Regions from separate parts of the Mus musculus genome. Here region 2 is linked to region 1. Evidence: chromatin contacts called from ENCODE Hi-C or POLR2A ChIA-PET data. All regions are on one chromosome and are shown on one strand. The core of a region is the stretch at or near the end of the contact, and the rest is flanking DNA. Distances in the headings are between cores, read along the strand shown.

The links. A loop is a pair of places that touch in the nucleus more often than their neighbours do. ChIA-PET counts read pairs that join two places held with the same protein, here RNA polymerase II (POLR2A).
Region 2: a loop to region 1 is called in a map of T-helper 1 cell, with 1.9 times the contacts of the local background. The contact joins the promoter of Slc9a8 here to the enhancer-like site in region 1. A Hi-C loop is called at or near these places in 3 of 37 maps with a recorded cell type or tissue (T-helper 1 cell, T-helper 2 cell and adrenal gland). POLR2A ChIA-PET finds 5 or more read pairs at or near these places in 4 of 5 experiments (Patski and embryonic stem cell).

The regions. Positions count from the first base shown.
Region 1 is chr2:167,374,860-167,377,559 of GRCm38, forward strand. No RefSeq gene overlaps it. Among named protein-coding and RNA genes, the nearest start is that of B4galt5, 27 kb to the left of the region's middle. Within about 2 kb of position 1,417, at least 1 of the 3 ENCODE cell types and tissues checked has a DNase peak (open chromatin) inside an H3K27ac peak, as active enhancers do.
Region 2 is chr2:167,420,355-167,423,054 of GRCm38, forward strand. Slc9a8 (solute carrier family 9 (sodium/hydrogen exchanger), member 8) reads left to right here and starts at 1,356. Exons shown (of 17, transcript NM_148929.3): 1 at 1,356-1,411. The coding sequence starts at 1,398.

The DNA.
Region 1 (2,700 bases), core at 167-2,666:
ATTCATCTGGCAAGAGACTAGATGCGATATCATTCAGGGACAGGACACCTTGGCCTTATCAGGTTTTCACATTACCAGGGACCTCTGTCCATTGCTCCTTCAGATAAGCACCTATTCCTGGAATGAGGTCAAAGGGCACCAGGTGGGGACCTCAGACTTGTGTCAGCAAGTGGCTGGGCCTGCCTGGGAATACTCTGGATGTTAAGTGGGACTGGTGGTGGATGAAGGTTGGGCTTCCCAAGTCTACAGGTTCAAATCCTACTCGGGGTCTTCTAGCTCCGTCACCAATCAGTTTCCTCACCTGCCAAGCCTGTCAGCATAGACCTGCTCCTCCGTTGGACTTGAACCACGAGGTGACTGCTGGAGGAGCAAAGGACAGCAGTGGTGATGAGGCTGATGTAACCACTTTTTGCATCAGGGGGAATTCCCACTTCTCTTTTTCAAAAGAGAAGGGCAAGAAAAAGGAAATAAAGCCCCGAGTCTAGACCCACAAGACTCCTGGGAAGGAGTGAGGGAGGTCACCAAGTGTCAGCTCAGGATTCGAGCAGCTAAGACGAGAAGGGGACTTGCTGAAGGTCGTCTCAGCCAGGAGGGACTCTGCTGGCTCACTTCCCTCACATCACCAGGCTTGGGCTGACGTAGGGCTCGGTGGCAGATTGCTTGCTGGGCATTCTGGAACCTTGGGGTTCCAGCATGAGACATGTGCGTGCACTCAAGTGCACACACACAAAGCAACAAAAGTCAGGTGTGATAACCATCTATAATTACAGGGCCTATAATCTGTAATCTCAGTACCCTGGAGCATGGGTCGAGTGGACCGCCCTGATTTGAGGTCAACCCCCAGTACAAAGTAAATAGAGCAAGAGCAAGAGCGAGAGAGAGGCAAGATGGCTCAGTGGTAAGAGAGCTTGTCGCCAAGCAGGCCTGATACCTGAGTTCACTTCCCAAGACCCACATGGAAGAAGGAACAAATTCCTACAAGTTGTCTCCTGAACTCCACAGGCTAGCTGTGGTGTGTGCACGCACATACATGCAGACATCTTTAAAAAAAAAAAAAAAAAAAAAAAAAAAGGTAAAAACCACCACGGTGGGGGACATCTGTTTTTCTAGCACTCATGAGGTGACGGCAGGACAATCAGAAGTTCAAGGTCACCCTCAGTTACATAGTGAGTTCAAGGCCAGCCTGGGCTACATGAGTACCTGTTTCAAAAAAGCAGGGGAAAAGGACTGGCAAGATGGCACAGGAGGTAAAGGCTTTGAAGTGCAATCCTGGGTTTGGTCCTGAGAATCCACATAGAGAAAGAAGCCTGACTCACAATCATCTCCATGTGTAGGCAGTGGGGACGCTCGCTCTCGTGCTCACTCGCTCTCTTCCCCCTCTCTCTCTCTTTAAAAATAGAACTAGACCCAACCCAGCTGCATACCAAGTGTCCAAATGTCACCCGAGGGACAGTCCTTCTGTCCCTCCTTCCCAGCTCTGCCCTCTAGTCCTCCGCCTGTGAATCCCACCCTAGCACCTCCCTAGCACCACCCTAGCAGCCTCCCAGCAACCACAGGGCCAAGATCCTCTAGCTTCTCATTGGTTTCAACAACAAATCCCAGAATGCAGTGCGGGGGGACTTGGTCACGTGTCCATCTCTGACCCAATCACTGTGACAGGCCAGCTTGGAGACAGGACAAGAGGATTCAACAAATACCTCTGGCCACCAGGGCACCTGTTCACATGCATACGCGTACTTGTGTGCATAGAATTTAAATAAAATAAAAATAAATCTTAAAAAAGAAAAGGCAAAGACTGCTCTTTTCCTTGTAGGGTCTAGTTCTGCTTACACTGCACAGGAGAATAAAGTCACCGCGTTCTACACTGCCTGGATAATTACAGACATAACTTAAGCGTTTTTGCCTCCTTAACAAAATTAAAATGGGAAAAATATTTAATATCAAGCATTAAGAAGAAGACTGCTGACATATTGATGGATCTTAATGCAAAAACTAGGAAGACAATAAGAGAAAGGCCAGGGCCAACAAGAAGGCTCTGTGGGTAAAGTAAAGGAGCTTGCTACCCGGCCTGACAACCGAAGTTCAATTCCCCGGGACCCATGATAGGAGCTCACCAACTCCTGAAATTTGTCCTCTGATCTCCACATGTGAGGTCTGACACAAGCAGTGTCCACACATAAGCATACACACACACACACACACACACACACACACACACACACACGCAGTAAATGTAAAAACAAAAGGAAAGAGGGAGAGAGAGAGAAAGAGAGAGTTAGTTCTGATTTAAAGTCTAAACACCCTGACTTGGCAAAGAGAAAGAATGTGGAAGCAGGGCCCCACCTCTGCCATCCTGGCACTCAGAAGACAGATACCAGAGGATCCCTGTGGCCAGCCTCAGCTACAAAGTGAGTCCCAGGCCAGCCTGCTCTCCTTGAGACTGCTTCAAAAATACAAAAGCAAAAGCAGGGGTGGTGACCCATGACTTGGATCCTATACTCTGGAGGCGGAGGCAGAGCAGATCTCTGTGAATTTGAGGCCAGCTTGTCTATACAAAAGTTTCAGGACAGTCAGTGTTACGCAGAGAAAGCCTGCCTCAAAAACAAAAACAAACAAGCAAACAACAACAACAACAAAACTACAAATGTAAATTCTGCAATTCCTGAGGCCATATGAGAGGGCTCGTCAGGGAGAGGAGGT
Region 2 (2,700 bases), core at 106-2,605, 45 kb after region 1:
TATACCTGGCTTTCCTAGTTCCTTTGTATAGTCTGAACCCCACAAGGTACATCTCAGCATACAGTAGGTCTCTACAGAGAACTTGGGCATGTTAGCTGAATGGAAGACCACCTGCCTGCCATATGTGTTGCCCTAGGTTCCACCCCTGTACAGAAGTAGACAGATGCCTGAATGGGGGTGGGGAGGGGTGTCTCTCACCCTCCAGTCCCAACTGCTCAAGAGGATGAGACAGAAGGATCGTTCTTTGGGAAAGTGACATATCTGTTAAGCGTTATTAAGTGGGGGGGGGGGGGGGAACTACCTAGGGTGGAAGGGGCCCTGAAGGAGAACACCCAGAAGGTCCCATAAAGACCTCAGCAGTACCAGGCCAGTTTTAAGCAATACAGACTAGACAGTTCAAGTTATCTTCGGTGTTGAAAGCCCAGTGGGCAATGCGCTTGCTACGCAAGCACGAGGACCTCAGTTGGTATTCCCAACATCCACACAGAAGCCAGGGATAGCTGTTGGCATCTGTAACCATAGGGACAGGGAGACTGAGAAGGAGGATCCCTGGGAGTTGTTGGCTAGCCACTATGTCGCGTCCCTAGTTTCAGGTTCACTGTCTCATAACTAAGGTGGAGCGTGAGTAAGGAAGACATCTGATAACCTGGGACCTCCTAATGTACCCCACCCACCCCCGCACACACAAAGGTTAAGAAAAATTTGTTGGGATAGTTCAATGAGTAAAGGCGGTGCCGCCAACCCGTATTACCAGAGTTCAATGCCGAGGACCAACACGGAGGAAGGCGAGAATGAAACCCCTCAAGTTGTCCTGGATCTCATTTTCACATCTACCACACCAACCAATAAACCAATGGGGAATGTCCAACCTCTGCCTTGCTAGCTCTCAACTTTTATAATCGGAGTAAGTACACTGTCTAGCGTTTCAAAGACCCTCTGTCTACTCTCCCCACAGCAGGGGAAACTGAGGCCGCCTCGGAACGCGCCTGCGGACTCCCTCCGCTCCGCACAGCCGGCCCGGACGCCCAGAGAAACCACTTTCCCCCATTCTGAGCCCTGGGATTCTCACGCGGGGCGGACGGCTTGGCTCACAGCTGAGTCACCCAGATCTCAAAAGTTTCCTCCAAATCTTTCCCGCCCGGGGACCGGAAAAAAAAAAAAAAAAAAAAGTCCGGATGTCCCAAGGCCAGATCGTCACACAGCCTGGCCGGAAAAAGCCCACAGAAAGCCCCAGAGGTCGTCCCACTCCCAGGCCACAGAGAGGACAGCGCAGAGGGTCGCCCTGGGAGGCCAAGCCCCGCCCCTGCCCGCAGCGGAAACCGGAAGCAGCCGCCGGCCCCGCTAGCCCTGCGGCGCCGAACTCTGTAGTCTCGGAAGCTCGCAGGATAGGGGAGAAGATGGCGGAGGAGGAGTGAGTGCGCGGCTTCGGGTAGCGGAGGCGGCAGGGCCGGGCCGGCGGGCGACAGCGGGCCTGGAGCGCCCGGGTGGAGTGGCGCGGGCCCACCTAGCCAGGGTTGGCGGGGGGCGGGATGAGAACATGGGCCCTGAGGCCTCCCGGAGGTCCGACATTGCTGACCACGCGCAGGCCTGGCGGAAGCCGCGAACGTCCTTCCTGCTCCCGGTTTCCGGTTATCTCAGGGTTCCCTGGCTCTCCTCCTCCTGATCCAGGAAGTTCTCCCGTTGCCACGAGCAGCCCCTGGCATCCCCCGTAACCATCAGCAACCTTCATTGTTCTTGTCTGCCCCCAGCAGGTTTCTTTGATTCATTGACTGCTAGTTGACCGTTTTTCTCGGCCCTGGGCGTCAGGAGCCGCCCGCAGGGAGCCGCCACGAGGCTTTAGTGGGAGACTTTTGTGTGGACTGGGTGTTTTTGGACCTTGCCAGATGCTTGGATGGAAATTGGGTAGCATGAGGGAAGAGGAGCCCACCCTAGGTGGGAGAAAGACGTCTCGTGACCCGCAGCTTGAAATCTTAGAGGAGAGATGGGGAAGATGACGTGTTAAAAAGGCCCGAGTCCATCTTCATGCTTGGCAGGACACTGTTGTGTGTTACAAATTCTCTCTTTGAAATGAGCCCCAGAAAATTAACAAGGAACCCCTTAATTGATACCGAACTTTAACTAAGAGCATTTCAGGTAGCTCTTCGGCCACTGAGGAGCGAAAGTCATTAGATCTTGTTGTGTAGCTGTACTGTCCCAGACATTCACATAGTCTCAGCAGGACAAGATAAAAGAGGTAATACAGAGCCAAATGCTTTGAGATGTGGGCTTGAAGCTTGATCAGTTTATGGGGTCCTGGAATGAGGCAGTGCTCAGTGGTCACAATTCCATCACTACTACATTAGTTTACAGACCTAACCTTAAGAGCACAGGCGGAAGCCTTGCATAGAGTGGGATGTTCCAGAGCAGGAAACTTGAGCCATTTGAGATTCCAGAAGGGTTTGGTAGGGTAGGTTAGGGCATTCTAGGGAGAAAAACGGGGCAGATTCAGCTGACTTGGTCAGTTAAAGGCTGGAATCTTGCCCACCATTCCTGAGGTCAATCCCTAGTTTAGTCAAACACACACACTGCACCCAAAATTCAAGGAGATTGTAGACTAGGAAAGTAAATAATACTGAAACTGGGGTGTAGGGAGACTCCAGTTCCACCCTAGAAGTCTGTTTGTGTTTTTCTTTTTGAGACAGGTTCATGTAGCCCATAAAA